Regions from separate parts of the Mus musculus genome. Here region 2 is linked to region 1. Evidence: chromatin contacts called from ENCODE Hi-C or POLR2A ChIA-PET data. All regions are on one chromosome and are shown on one strand. The core of a region is the stretch at or near the end of the contact, and the rest is flanking DNA. Distances in the headings are between cores, read along the strand shown. Region 1 holds the start of Mideas (mitotic deacetylase associated SANT domain protein). Region 2 overlaps Jdp2 (Jun dimerization protein 2).

What was found. A loop is a pair of places that touch in the nucleus more often than their neighbours do. ChIA-PET counts read pairs that join two places held with the same protein, here RNA polymerase II (POLR2A).
Region 2: a loop to region 1 is called in a map of adrenal gland, with 7 times the contacts of the local background. The contact joins the enhancer-like site here to the promoter of Mideas in region 1. A Hi-C loop is called at or near these places in 1 of 37 maps with a recorded cell type or tissue (adrenal gland). POLR2A ChIA-PET finds 5 or more read pairs at or near these places in 1 of 5 experiments (embryonic stem cell).

Annotation. Positions count from the first base shown.
Region 1 is chr12:84,215,191-84,222,805 of GRCm38, reverse strand. It overlaps Mideas (mitotic deacetylase associated SANT domain protein), which reads left to right and starts at 3,925. Exons shown (of 13, transcript NM_001163501.1): 1 at 3,925-4,031. Gm46319 reads right to left here and starts at 6,375. Exons shown (of 3, transcript XM_030247050.1): 1 at 6,283-6,375; 2 at 3,692-4,656; 3 at 3,154-3,323. The coding sequence starts at 6,375. The coding sequence ends at 3,242. It overlaps Gm51953 (a long non-coding RNA gene), which reads right to left. Exons shown (of 3, transcript XR_003950096.1): 3 at 7,485-7,615.
Region 2 is chr12:85,616,732-85,624,346 of GRCm38, reverse strand. The region is part of intron 2 of Jdp2 (Jun dimerization protein 2); the gene reads right to left. Among named protein-coding and RNA genes, the nearest start is that of Jdp2, 21 kb to the right of the region's middle. Within about 2 kb of position 4,910, at least 2 of the 3 ENCODE cell types and tissues checked have a DNase peak (open chromatin) inside an H3K27ac peak, as active enhancers do.

The sequences.
Region 1 (7,615 bases), core at 2,676-5,175:
CGGCGTAGCAACCCAGCGGTTGCAGCCGCTGCACATGAGAAACATCAGAGCCTGGTGTCTCTGGAGGGAAACTAGAAATGGCCGGTCCAATTGCCAGTCTCCGCTGGAGGGATTGGGGGCGGGGAGGGAACATTAGGGCAATCGCGGGCAGATGCTTGCCCTGGTTGGGGCTAATGGAGGATGACATCTTTCCTACTTTCCTAAAACTTTTGTTTTGTATTTTAAAAGTAAACAATATGCCCCAGCCAGAGAGAAACCACGCTGAGCAAAAGACAAAGTCACGTGACTAGCCTGGTCTTCCCGGCCGGGAAGCAGCAGGAGAGTGATTCCTATCAGAGGGAGCCAGCTGGTGCCTTGCTTTCTCAGGATCTCACGGTTTTCTTTCTAGTTTTCATATTTATTATCATTACCATTACCATTATTGTTACAGTACTGAGAATTGATTGAACATCAGGCCCTAGGAAAGCTAATCAGGCACCCCACCCGGGGACTATAGCCTCTTTTTACTTCTTATTATTTGGGGGCAGGATTTACCGAGATGTCCAGGATGGCTTTGAACTTGTGACCTTCCTGCCTCAGCCTCCTGAATAGCTGGGTTTACAGGCTTGTGTCATCAGGTATGACTTTCAGTTTTTATTTTGAATTCAGTTGTGTTAGCTAATTTATTTTTGAGGGGGTGGGTGGGCTGGGGAATCAAACATAAAACTGTATGCTTTGCTAGGCATGGGCAATATTCCCTAGCCCAAAGTAGCTTAACTTTCTTTGCTTTATTTTTTCTGTTTTGTCTTTTGGTGGTCTGGGGGGGGGGGCAGACTTGAACCCAGGACTTCAGACATGCTAGGCAAGAGCTCTACTACTGAACTACATCCCAGGCCAACTCCTGGGTTTCAGAAACGTCTCCAGCCACCTGCCCTTTCTGGCTGCCAGCGTTTTAAGTCACTTCTGTCATGTTTTCCTTCTGGAAGCAAAGCCTAACTTCTCAGTGCCAGCATCTTGGAAGCTAGGATGGATTCCCTGGGAGGAAGAAGGGAATGCATGGACAGATGTAAATTTCTGTGACTCAAAGACATCTGCATGTGCTGTGGGGTAGGTGACACCCAATACCGGGGCTGCCAGGGATGGCGCAGCAGTCCACACCCTCTGACCTAGTTTTAAATGGAAAGATAACCTTTGTTCAGCAAAAGGAGTGAAGGCTCAGATTCAGGTATTATACTTAAATCTGCTCAGGGTCCTTGCTTTTTTTTTTTTTTTTTCTTTATGTTCTGTTGTGCAGAGGAGGAGTTACCATCATCGCACACGTGAGGTTGTCCTTAGGCCCCCCACTGTCTTATGTGCTGGCTTTTATGTTAGAAATCTGCAGCTGTTCGACAACTACCCTAGAAGAGCAGCATGGCTGGGGATGCCGTAGTAGTTCAGTGTTTGAGATCCTTGCTTAGCATGCACAAGGGACTGGGTTCAGTCTGTAAGTAACACACGCACACACATCCTCACAAACAGATCGGCTTGAGATAACAAACATTTCTCATTGTTTTTACCATTTCTGTGAGTCAGGCATCCAGGTAGCTTAGCTGGGACAGGTTATTGGGTTTTGGTGGTGTGGTGGCGGGTGTTTGTTTGTTTTCTTTTTTTCAAAGAGACAGGGTTTCTTTGTGTAGCTTTGGCTGTCCTAGAACTAGCTTTGTAGACTCCGCCTACCTAAAGCCATGCGCCGTCACCTCCACTGCTGTTGCTATTGAGATTACTGTTAAACTGATTCCTGGGCTAAGAGACTTTGGAAGGCTTGGATAACATGGGATATGAGCGAGACATCCCTTTCCAATCTCACTCAAATGGTTGTTGGTAGGTCTCTCACTTCCTTTGCCAAGGGCTGTCTAAGAACACGATGGTTGTCTTCCCTTCCTTGCAAGGAGCAAGGTAGACTGAGACACAGAGACAACCCAAGCTGCAAGCCATAGCTTTCTCTATAACCCAGTCTCACAGATGACATCACATTTCTTTTGCCGTATTCTGTTTGTTAGAACTGAGTCAGTAGAGTTAGGGACGAGAGCTTGTGTAAGGGTGTGAACGCCAGGCGGCAGAGATCATTGGCAGGGAGCTGTCTACCACATCCTCCACACAGGGTCCTGAGACTTCCAGCAAATGCCACACTAGGCAAGGACAAAGCATTGTGTATGTGCTGATGTGAATGTCAGGCCTTCACACATTGTGGGCTCTGCTAATTACTCCTGGGCATGCAGAAACACTGAATATTCATGAAGTTACCACAGAGGATTTAGAATTACAATACTGAACAACAACAACAAAAAAATACTCCATTCCAGTCTTAGCAAATACGGAGTAACACTGTTTTCTTCAGAAGCCTGGTCATTGCTGTAAGGAATTACTTCTATTCCAAAATCAAAATGAGGAGTACCTCCGCCATACCTTCACTCCATCATATGATGAAATAATAAAATGTCAAAGAGTTATACTTAAGTCTATAACATACTTACTTCTTAAGACAATATTATTTTCCATTCACTGCACTTTTTGTGTTTGTAATGTAATAGTAATGTCTCGGTAAAAGGCAGACCCCAGTGCACTGGTAGCTGCAAGATGAAGGAATTCACGCTGCCAGGAGAGCTTGGGTCAGGGTCTACATGCTTCTCATCTTTGGGTGAGCCTGTGGCTTCTCTTGAGGTATTAAGCAGACTTGGGGTGAGGGTATCCCCACATGTTGTTTTCCATTAATCTTACATCACCTTTGACACAAAACCTGTACTCAAGCAGAGGGCTTTCTGGGCTTCAATGAGGAGATGGGAGGTCTGGGAGATATTATCAGGCCAATGTGTTAGTAGGAGTAGTTTGGAAGTGGGAAAGGGAAAATTTTGTCCAGCTTAAGTGGACGTCTCTGAATGGCCTTTTATGGGTCCCTGTTTTCCAGAGCAAGCTTCTGCCTCACTAAACGTTTCTGTTAGGAAAACCTTGCCCTGCAGTTTTGGCTGTCTCCTCCCCCCCCCCCCCCCCCCCCCACACACACACACAGCAAAGGCTAGCCTAGTCCTCTCTCCAACCTAAGGGAATTAGGAGTCTTTCTTTGGGCACTGCTGTGTAACTGCTTTCTTACTGGTCGCCAGAGGCTCAAAAGGCAGCTCTCTGTTGATGTTAGTTTTAATACGCCGAGAAAATTTATTTTGGGCAGTGATAAACTTCAAAATTACTATTGCCTGAAGCTCCTGCGTCCAGGATCCACCTTGTAAAATCACTTCTGGCTAATGATGACACCCGAACGCACCAGGCTCCAGAGATTCTGAGACTTGAGTGCACAAGGAAGAGGTGGGGATCTGAGAAGAAAGGGAACAGAACGACTATTTCCCAGACCCGACGTGGGTGATGACATAGTTCCTGAAATACAATGCATGGTAACATCGTGTACAAGTGCCACCCGGGGAAAGCCACTGACAACTGTGCAGACCTGTAAGGGACATGAGGACGGGAGATTGGAGTTTGGCCTAGCATTATTCAGGGAAATAGTACACTGCTTTCACACATGTCCTCTCTAGTCCAAATAACAAATGAAATGAAAACCTTTATTATCTCTCCCCTCTCTCCCGACTGTATGTGTGCGCGCGCGTGCGTGGGAGGAGGAATGTAGGTGGGGGACTTTTTCCCCTAGGGTCCCTTGAACTCAGCCCCTAGGCTCCAACGCCACCTTTTAGACTCAAGGGAGAGCAGGAAGTCTCCGATCGCACTTTCCCCAAGAGCAGAGTGAGGGTAGGGACGAAGCTTCCACAGCCGCTGCAGCACCGGGAACCGAGGGTCTGGCTGGGGGCCGCGCGGAGGCGCGCGGAGCCGGGGCGCGGGCGGGGCAGGAGGCTGCAGAGCCCTGCGCGCCGCCGCGCGAGCTGCTGGGTCACAGCCGGGACCGCGCCGCCTGCTCGGCGAGGAAGTGACGACTGCGCCGTCCCGAGAGCAACAAAGTTTGAGTCTGCTGGTCGCGCTCGAATTGCGTCCCGCGCCCCCTCGGAGCTGCCCAGGGATCCAGCGTGCAGGTGAGTCGCGGGAGCCTGGTGGCCTTCCCGCCGTGGGGGGCGCCGACGTGGAGCTCGGGGCGGGAGGGGGGATCCGGAATTCGTTGGGGTTCGGCGGCGCGGGCCGGGTCGTGGGACGCTGGGAGTGGGGGTGCAGGAGAGGGACAGGGTGGCGGAGATCTCGGCCGGTGTTGCGCCCCTGAGGTGGTTGTTTTGACTCGGGACTTAGACCGGCCTGGCTGCAGCCTAGCCCTCTCAGGGAGCCACCCCTGAGCGCAGCGATGCCGGGAAGGGGCCTCCCCGGACCTGCGACCGGAGCCAGCCCTACACCCCGCGCCCCATCTCTTCGGGTTGCGTGCAGCTGCTTTTCCAGCCCTTCCCGGTGTTTCCCCGGGAAACGTTCCCTTCCTCTACGCCGCCCTCCACCAGGTTTCAGGAAGGAAGTTACAGGAACTTTCCCTCTACTTTTGTTTGCTCGGCCTTGCAGTGACGAAGAGCAGAGCAACTCAGAAGTTTGGGTCAACAGCCCTATCCATTTCCAACCAGCAAAACCCGAGTTGTCCCCCAGGCCTCCTTGAAACGAGCCCCTCCCGACTCTACACTTTTCCTCCCTCCCTCCCAAGCCCCGAACCCAACAGTAAGCTCTCTAAGGCCTAACACTTTGCAATTTAGCCATAAAAACTGTCAGCACACCCACGTACATATGTGAGTGTTTTCTATATAAAACCCAGAAAGCCGCTTCCAGTGGACTCCGTGGCATCTTGTTCTTTTCTGTGTTCTAAAACGGCTAGGGCTGCAGGAGTTTGCCTGGGAACTTTGATGATGGTTCCCCGCCGCCCGCCCTCGGTAGCCTCGTGCTTCTGGGTCTTTAAAGAACAGCTGAGAAGTTTATGACATCTTTGCATAGTTGCAGGGGTCTTGGCGTGGCCCAGCAGCTGGCGCCAGGGCTCCTTGGTTTGTGCCTGAAGCTGTAGCAGCGGCGGGGACAGGGCGATGTGTGCAGGAATGTGTGTACAGGCCGTGGACAGTTGGAGATGGGATGTCTAGAGCTTGAATAGTGCAGTCCCTAGCAGCAGCTTTCTGCCGGTCTGTAATTACTGCGTGATTGCACAGTCAGGCTTTGTTGGCGTGGATGTTTATACACACGCTATTGTGCAAGCTCTTGGTGGTGGTGAACAAAACGCAGATTTGCATTGCAAATGCTTAGGACAGATCTGGGCCTGAACTGCTGTTCTCGAATTCTTCTTACCCTTTAACTTTTGCTGGATGGTTGTTTCCTTGCCTCTCCCTTAACCTCCGACAGCTTGCTGATCTCCTGAGAGTCTGGCTACTCAGGAAAGCAGTCTCTCTTTACTATTTACTACAGAATAAATATCTTAGGCAGCCTGAGCATTGTGCCAAGAACTGTACCTTCACTTGTCCTGAGAAAATGTGGGATGACGTCAGCAGGAAAAGGAGATAGGAGATGACTGTCCAATCCTGTCTTCACGGAAGGGCTGTTTGAATGAGCAGAATTGCAGGATTGGGGCTAGCTATAAAGAGGAGTCACAGGTCATGTATGTCTGAGCTGGCCGGGCAGACTTTGAGCCTTGAAGGATCAGCTGCAGACATTTAGGTGGGTCCTAATTCCTTTATTGTGTTCTGGGCAAAGGGGAAGCATGCTTAGTGGGTAAAGGAAATGTGCCAGGCTCTGAGACTATGTGTCTGTGTGGCCGATGGGTGTGGGGTTGAGGGTGACTCACATGTTTTCTGTAGTGTGGTCCCTACACCTACTTCCCTAGTACTGTCTACAGGGACAGGGGTCTTCATATCTATCCAAATTCTGCCCTGCAGGAAGCAGGCTGTCTTAGCTACTTTTCTAGTGATGTGAAGAGACACCGTAACCAAGGCAACTTATAAATGAAAGCATTTAATTGGGGACTTGCTCACAGTTTCAGAGGGTGAGTCCAGGATCATCATGGCAGGGAGCATGGCAGCAGGCAGGCAGGCATGGCGCTGGAGCAGTAGCTGAGAGCTTAGATATGATCAATCCACAGCAGCAGGTTTGGGGGCGGGGGTGGTGTGGGGGTGGGATCAGGGGCACTGAGCCCAGTATAGGCATTTGAAAACTCAAAACCCTCTTCCAGCAACACACCTCCTCCAAACAAGGCCACATATCATAATCCTTCCAAAATAGTTCCACTAACAAGCAAGGAAGCATTTAGATGTATGAGTCTGCGGGACGGGGCGGGGGGAGGGGTAGTGCCCATTCAAGCCACCACAGGGGCCCAACCTGCACATAGGAGAAGGCTAATGGTTTCTTGAGAGCTTCAACTGTATGAAGGACCAGCGCAATCCTTTGGAGACCAAGAAGCGAGCACTGCATTTGTGCAAGACCATCCTTCTGTCATCCCAAGTGTCAGTCATACAGTCTATTCTGGGCTGAGATTCACCAGGCAATGCCTTTCCCTGTTGTGCTACTCTGTGACTGCTTGGCACCAACCCCCTACAGTGCACGCATGGTCCTCTGCTCCCAGAAGCAGATACTGGTGACCGACTGGAACATGCTGGTGTTCCTTCATGGCTTCCCAAGCCAAACAGTGGAATTTCACTTGGAAGCCAACTGCTGGGTTGCAGCCTTGTGTCATCTGTATGTCACCGGCACAGTGACCGCTTGTCAGACCATAACATTAGGGCACACAGTCCCTGGCAGGTATCTGTGTGCTTTCAGAGACTGGAGGAAAAGCATGTAAAATCAGGAGAGTTCTGGAAGCTCTGGTTCCACAGTAGCCACCGGGGAATGGATTTAGAACAAAAGCCCCACTAAGGTAGGAGTTGCCTGGAATTTCACAACTCGATTGCTCCGGGGGATATTGAGTTTTTACTGAACTTGTCTGTCAAGGTTCTTGTCACCTGACTAGAAAACCCCGCCTCCGTGAGTCCTAGTGACACCAAGATTGATGGAAGGAACAGGCTTCCTTCTGACCCCCCCCCCTCCCCCGCGCCCACCCCAGAGAAAGAGAACTCTGAGTTTATGGTCTTTTATGTCCTTGATGAGACTGGAAACACCCAAAGCTCACTTGGTGTGGCTGGCAGGATGGCAGGGAGGGGCCTCTTGCCAGGCCTGCTCCCCAGAGCTGTGGAGTCATCTGCAGGTCTGTCCCCCACATCTCCAGTTTGGCCTGACTGAGTTTCACACAGAGCTCAGGCCCTTCCTCTGGTTTACTAGGCTTTGCCTTTGTTCAAAGAACTTGCCCCTCTGTCGTCCCCCCCCCCCCCCCCCCCGCAGTCTAGGCCCAGGGGCCTCACCCACCTTTACATAAATGCTTGATGTTGCTACTGAGTTCAGAGCCCCTCCTGCAGCCTTGCCATGCACAGTTAGAATCACAGTTGGAAAACAAGCTCTGACTAAAAACCCGAGAAAGGTACTTTTATTGCTCCAGAAGGAAATGCTACAGGAGATGTTTGTGGAGTTCAGCAACTGGGGGGGGGGGGGGGGGGGGATCAAAATGCTACTGGGAGAAGCAGCTTTTGTGAAGAAGGTGGCCTCAGTGTAGAAGGCCCTTTATGCCGTCCAAGCTGAAACTTCTATTTCTAGCTTTCTGATTCCTTCTGCTGCCTCAGGC
Region 2 (7,615 bases), core at 3,661-6,160, 1.4 Mb before region 1:
TGTGGGCATGGCACAAGCTGTACCATTCTTCAGGGTCGGAGATCAGATGCTCTGTTAGAAAGGCTGTGGGCTTCTGGGCGAGTCACGTGGCCTCTCTGAATCTTGACTCCTCAGTGCACAGGGATGGCACAGAGTGGGTTTGGAAGGACACAGCTCCATCCAGCCCAGAGCCTGGAGCTTAGGAAAGGCTCTGCAAGCATCTTTTTTTTGCATGTGACAAGGTAACTAAGACACCGTACATGCTCTAGAGGCACATTCAATCTTCCTCCTTGGCATGGAAAAGAGAGAGAGGGGTGCAGTGTTGGGGGAAGAGCCTTGCTGGGCTCTGGGCCTAGAGCCACTAGCCAGGCCCACAAGACTCCCCTCCAACACAGAGAAGCCACATTTCAACACCAGGGACCGTGAGCACCCTGGAAAGTAAACACCCAAATGACAAACATACCAGACATTCCCCACATAAACCGGCTGCACTGAGCCAGGGGTTCCCCTGCTCCCTACCAACAAAGTAGGATAGTCCAGAGGTGAAACTTTGGCCAGCCCAGGCCAGCTAGGCTGGGCCGACCACCTCTCCTGCAGGGATGAGGAAATCCCAGGGTCTCCCTAAAGCCTTCCAGGGCCAAGCCTCTGGCCCTCCAAAGCACTTCCAAAGGTTGAGTACTGAAAACTACCTGCCCTTGGCCACCTTTCTTCCCTAGCCAAGTCCATCTAGTGCAAGTGGCTAAGGGCTGAATCTCTGTTGCTTCTGGGCAGGGCCTCATGAGCAAGTTCACATGAATGGCTGTTGAAGACAGGGGCTGCAAACCGAAGCCACCTTTAAGAGCTAGGCTGGCTAATTAATGGTTAATAAGGGAGAGGGACTGGACAGGGCTGTGTCTGCAGAGGGATGCCCAGATTAGCATCAGCCAAGCAGTTTCAATGCTGCCCAATCTTTCAAGTTTTCAAGACTAGCTGAAGATTTTTAAACGTAAAACCTCTTGGAGATGGAGAGATGGTATAGTGGTTAAGAGCACTGACTGCTCCTCTAGAAGACATGGGTTCAATTCCCAGCACCTACATGGGAATAAAACTGTCTCCAGTTCCAGGGGACCTGACACCCTCACACAGACATACATGCAAGCAAAACACCAATGTGCATTAAATAAAAATAAAGAAATAATTTTTTTAAGAAGTAAAACCTCGAGCTGGAGAGATGGCTCAGTCAGTGGTTAAGAGCACTGACTGCTCTTCCAGAGGTCCTGAGTTCAATTCCCAGCAACCACATGGTGGCTCACAACCATCTGTAATGCAGCCAACTAATTCCACTTTGAACCGAATACCACTTGAACCAAACCAAACAAACAAACAAATCTGTGGGTTGCATGGCCTCCAGTGGAGTCTGCCACCAGACACCTGGGGTCTCATCACCACCGTCAACTCTATACAACAGCTCGCCTCTTTGGATCATGAAAACACTTAGCCAGTGCAAGAGTTCCCACTTCTCTCTGACCTTCAAGAGCACCCTCAAGGGATCCCGAGAGGGTCTCATTTACCAGTGGACAAACCACAGTCTGCAGAGGGAAAAGTCGCTTGTAGCTCTCCAGGCAGGGAAACTAGCCGATTCTGTGCCGGCCGGCTGCCTCTGTCGTGGCTGACTGGGCTAGACCTCCTCTGTGATCCTCCTTGGGCTCATTCATTCTGTCCTTTGGAGGAATGGTCACATGGCAGGAAGCACACCGACATTCCCTAGATCTCTTTTAAGACGTTTCTATTTTCACAGACTAAATGGCAAACATCTAAACCTACTCCTAGAGTGTACAGATGGGAAACTGAGGCTGGTTCCAGGTTCACACTTGGGGACAGGAACTGGGTCCTAGAGGATAAGTTCAAAGGACATTGCTGGGCTCATCCTCTTCGGCTACTTGACTGCTCTGTGTCACCTTGAATTGTTTCTTACCTTGGTCCAAGCCACTGTACCATCTGTCCCCGGACCCTGCCGGACTCTGCTGGGAGCCTCCTTTTGGTCTTCCCATCCCATGTTCTAGCTTACGTTGGGGGGGTGGGGGGCAGGAAATATCATCTCCATCAGGAAGTCCTCCTTGACTCTGAGCCCTCAGGCTGAGAAGCATCCCTCTGCACAGAGCTCCCATTCAATGCTGAACTCACCCTTGGCCCTGCTGTGCTGCTTTCTACCCTCCGAGGCTCTCTCCACAACACTGGGAGTTTCATGAAGACAAAGCCTGTGTCTTGTTGGCTTTTTGTGTGCCCAGTAGACTGCTCAACATTTGCTAAAAGGAGAGGAAATTCAATCTAGACAGGAACCTGGGAACTTTCTCCCCCTTTACAGTGACGGGGACCAGCCCTATGGCCCTCGTACAAGATCCCGAGATTCCTGCCTGACTCCTGCTCCAGTGTTTTGCTACTGCACTTTGCTGTCTGCAGAACCAGGATGTAACCATGACAAACACAAGCACCAGGCCTTGCTCCCTCAGGGCCCCTTGGCAACCCTGGGAGAAGGCTCTGTGGGAGTGCTGATGGAGGCACCAGATGCCCTGCAGGAATTCCCCAGTGCCCAGGCACAGCTGGTGCCTGTACCTGCTGGCAACAGTAGAGAGGAACACAGGGCTGGACACTAAACCCCAGCCTGAGGTTATGGAACAGACAAACCCCTAAAATTCTATATCTCCATGCGTCATGAGGCCGCATGCTCAGAGTGGGAAGCAAGCATGCCCAGGTCCCGGGCAAGACACTGGCAGGCCAGGCAGAAGGCTACTGTCTTCTGGGAAGAAGCATATATATATATATATATATATATATATATATATATATATTTTTTTTTTTTTACAAATTAGTAGACCTTTATGAGTTGTTAGACCAGTGCCACAGACTCACCCATTAAACTAACGTATCTTCTCACTACCCCTCACCAAGAAGTAATGTCCTTGGCCTTCTACCCACAGGGGGGAAAAATCTCCTCTGGGTCAAGAGAGAACCTGTAAAACAAAAGGCTGCTAGGCGTGGGCTGATTTACAGCACACACAGGAGGGAAGGGCCATTTTCGAAAAAAGCCACTCAGAACAGCCTGTTTCCAAGGCTAAGAAAAGACAGCATTGTGTTTGGAACAAAGCCTGCGAAACCAGGCTGAGCAGGGTGACACCCATTCACTGTTAGGGAAAGAGCAAACATGGCTACCAGGGAAGAGCACAGAGGAGACCCAGCAACAGCCATCTTGGCACAGACAGGGACCAGTGCTAATACGGGAGAGGAGAGCTGGCCCTCGAGTCCTATAAAGGAAGAGTGCTTGGAGAGCGGAGATTTTTGTTGGAATGAGACTATTTCAGGCTTGGTCCACACTTATGGTTTAAGGAGGGGGGGTGGTCTGCTTCCCCATCTCTAGGCCCATCAATCTATTTTTTCCCCCAGTGGACAATTACTTCCAAAGATGAGATGATTCTCATTATCCACCAAACGCAAACGAAACCGAAAACAAATGGCACGGAAAAAACACTTTTCTTCTCAAAAGTTAATAATCTAGTTGAAACTTTGTGTGTGTGTTTGTGTGTGTACATGCGCACACGTGTGCAGGCCAGAAGTTGAGATTGAGTGTCGTCCTCAATAGCTCATTACCTTATCTATCTAATCTATCATCTATCTATCTACCTACCTACCTACCTATTTATTAATAGGCAGAGCCTCTTACAAAACCTGAAGCTTGTCTAGACTGGCTGACCACTGAGGAAGGACCCTCCAGTCTCTGCCGCCTCAGCCCTGGGATCAGAGGCCTGTGCCACTACATCTGGCTTTTAAATTGGTGCCGGAGATCGGATTCAGGTCTCCATGCTTATGCAACAAGCACTCTATTGATTGAACTATCTCCCCAGTTCCAAAAATGGATTCTCTGAACAATGGTGTGTGGTGTGAAATGTCTGGAAGCCACTGGCCTACAAACTGAGGGATAAACTCTCACGCACTGACTCCCTATACCATTCGAGGGAGGCTCAGGCACTGCATAGAATATTTATGAACAGGGAGGCTCAGAAAGCCTGAGTTGGCCAAAGTCGCCCTTTTCAAGTGCCAACCCATTAAAGCCTTTGGAAGTCATTTGTCTTTCACTGTGAAGGTGAAAAACAAGGTCCCGAGCTTAATTATTCTCCACCAAGGCAGTTCCGTTTCATCTGTATGCAGGCCGTGCAGCCAAACCACAGATTTCAGCCAATTTCTCTCAGGCGCAAGAAATAGATCACTGACAAATCACTCAGCAGAACGGCCACCTCTCCATCGAGGGAACTGAACGCTGGCTAATAAAAAATTCTGCACGTGACAAGGTCAAATGAGGTCACAGTCAGGGATGCCTGGCCTGGAGGACAGAAGGATTATACCATTAGAGTGACAGTTCAGATGGGCAAGGAAGGGCCTGGGTACTAACACAGATGAAGTATGGCAGACAACTGTCCCTGCCAGAGGGATGGAGTGACTCCTCCCTAGTCCTAGAACAGTTAAGAACTCAAGGGCAGCCACAGCAAATGCAGGCTCCTTGGACATGGGAACAGTTTATCTGATTGTCCCTCTTATAACAACCAAAGGAGCCAGCTTAATGAATTGGGTAAAGTCCTCAGGGTGTGGACGCTGCTGATGTCAGGCCAGAGATCTCAGGACATGGAAATAAGTGGTTTGGAACTGCTGAGTCAGACCAACCTCTGGTTGGACAGATCCAGGTCGCGCATGCTTTACTAAGTGCCCGAGGGCAGGCGGATCCTTGCAAGAAGCTGGAAGTAAATTAGAAGAAAAATGTGGTTTTAGATTCTTGTCAGTCATTTCTCAGATAGGAACTTGCCAGGCAGGGCTGGAAGACAAATTCACCTAACAGCATCCAAATCCTGATGGCTTATTGCCTGAAGGAGCCCTGGACCCCACCCTTTGCAAAGTCAGCTTGGAAGGAACCCAGGATGGCACTTCAAGCCTACTCCTGGCTGCCAGCACACTGGCCTGTGGACCACGCAGTGATGAGCAGCAGTACCAACCAATGGATTCCAGGACGGTTTTAGCAACAAAGGCCCTTTGTCTGTTTGACACCCCAAAAGCTAAATCTAGAAAACGGCAGAATTTCATTCAAGGGCCCCTAACTGTATCAATCCTCGTAATCAGTGGGAATGGCAAGGGATGCTTTGATTGATACAAAGTATCAAACTCAGAGTTAGCTGAGGAAGTGGTAAGGGTTGGACTCTGAACTTACACCAGCAGATCAGTGGGCTGGGAGCTAGGGAGCTAAGCAGATGGGTGGACAGATAACAAAACAAAACAACAACAACAAAAAGCGATGCCCGCCTGCCTCTCTGGGTATTCATCCGCTAAAGACAAGTCTGAGGAAGGCTTATTCTGAAATGTATGCAAAGCAGAACGCCCTGGCACCAGAAATCCTTAGGTTAGGTAACTGTATAGACAGATCTGAATACCAAAAGACAGCTTTCTTTTAAGTAGGATAAAGTCATGCTTACAAGTGAGGCTCTGGCTGGTGGCTTGGTCTTTTTGAGTCTCCATCCTCTGACAACGGATGGTCCTCTCACCTCCCTCACACTGAGGTTGGAGCAGATGAATGCTGACGTCTGCAAAAGCAGCTTACTGACCATCAAGGGCAATATTCAGGAAGCCTCCTGCCCTACACACAGAGACCCGGCTGCTTTCTACCGTGATGAGGGTTTCAACCAATAGACACCAGTTGGGAGCACCTGTCAGTCCCACTCAGACTGCATGAATCAGAACTAGGGATCCAGCTATGTAGCCAGAGTTAGCAGCAGTCACCCAGCATACCCCACTTCCTGGAATTCTGCACAAACTCCTGTCAATGCTGGCTGTTCTCAGACAGCCATTAGCAACAGAAAGGGAGGAGGGAATATTGACCTTCACCAGCCCTGGGCTTTTTTTGACTGCTGTTGGCGCCAAAGGAGGATTTATTTAATTATCCTATTATTTATTTGATTGTCTTTATCTATCTATCTACCTATCTACCTATCTACCTATCTATCTATCTATCTATCTATCTATCTATCTATCTATCTAATCTATCTAATCTATCTAATCTATCTAATCTATCTAATCTATCTACCTATTTATTATGTGCACGGATGTTTTGCCTGCATGCACCGTGTGTGTGCCTGTTGGATCCCCTGGAACAGGGACTAGGAACGACTGTGAGCCACCATGTAGATGCTGGGAATCGAACTTGGGCCCTCTGCAAAACAAGCACCACTTAGCTCTCCCCAGCCCCAGCGGAGGATTTAACAGCCATGGCTGTGGATTCCCAAACACTGCTGCATGCTGGGAGAACTGTTATATGACACCTCCGCAGAACCCTGTGAGACAGACACCGTGCTTTCCAATTTGTATTATTGAGATAAAGTTCACATATAGAACTAATGCACCAAGCGATGTGATTAGTAGCTCTCGTCAGCCTGAGTTGTGTAACTTGCATAACCATAGCCAACTTTATACATTTTTACATTTTTATACATTTTATACTCCCTTCCTGTGACGCCCCAAAGCCCCAGCCCTGCCACAGCTCCTCCCCATTCCTCCTGCCTCCCTAAGGTGACCAGGAGAACAGTTCTAGGTCTACTTGACTATTCTGAGCAGCACACATCACGGGACATTTGATTCTGTGTGACTGGCTGCTTCTCCTCAGTACACCGATGTACAGGCCCTCAGCCTTTTTGTGGTCCAACGGCATTTTGCTACATGGTACGGTTTGCTCAAGAGTGTGCATGCGTGTGAGGAGGCACAAAGTGGACGTTAGACGTCTTCTGAATCGCTCTCCACTCCTTTCATTGAGGCCGAGTCTCCCACTGAACACAGAGCTCACCGACTCTGGATAGTCTAGCTAGCTCCTTGGCTCTGATGATCTCAGGTCTGCCTCCCCAGTGCTGGGATTACAAGCAGCCTCCACCCTGCCTGGGAATTCTGCTTTACCTACCTAGTGGTTCCCCCAGCCCCACGTGGTTTCTTTTCTAATGAGTAGGACCTCCGGTCTTCTGGTAACTGTTATCAGTCTGTTAGAAAGTACTAGACTGTTCTCTAAAAAGGAGGCACCATTTATACTCCCAATAGAAGCCTCTGATGGCCATTGCTCTGCATCCTTGTAATATCTTTTAAATGACAGCCACTTCATGATGACTGGGTGTGATGTGACAGGTCACTTGTTCACAGGTTCAGTTGTCAAGCATCTTCATGGATTGATTAGCCATTTAATTTTTTCTTTGACTAATATCACATGTGTTCTTTCACATGCAAAAAAAATCTCAATTTAAACATAAATATGATATAAAAGGTAAAGGGGTCTGGACAGAGGGGAAAGGACGGAGCCACCAGAAGGGAACAGCACAAGGTGACCATAGGGATGTGAGCGAAGAAAATGATACGGATGTGGGCAGATGTCATAATGAAACCAATTGTTCCTATGTTCCAGTTCAAACGGTTTTAAAAATCGAAAATAAAAATGTTCTTGGAAGAAACATACATTGAGGTCCCTGTTCATTTCTTTAAACTGGGTTGCTTCTTTGTAATACTGAGGTGTAAGTGTGTGTGCCCACATGCTCATGTGTGTATGTGCCTGTGTGTAGGGGAGCATGTGTGTGTGTGTGTGTGT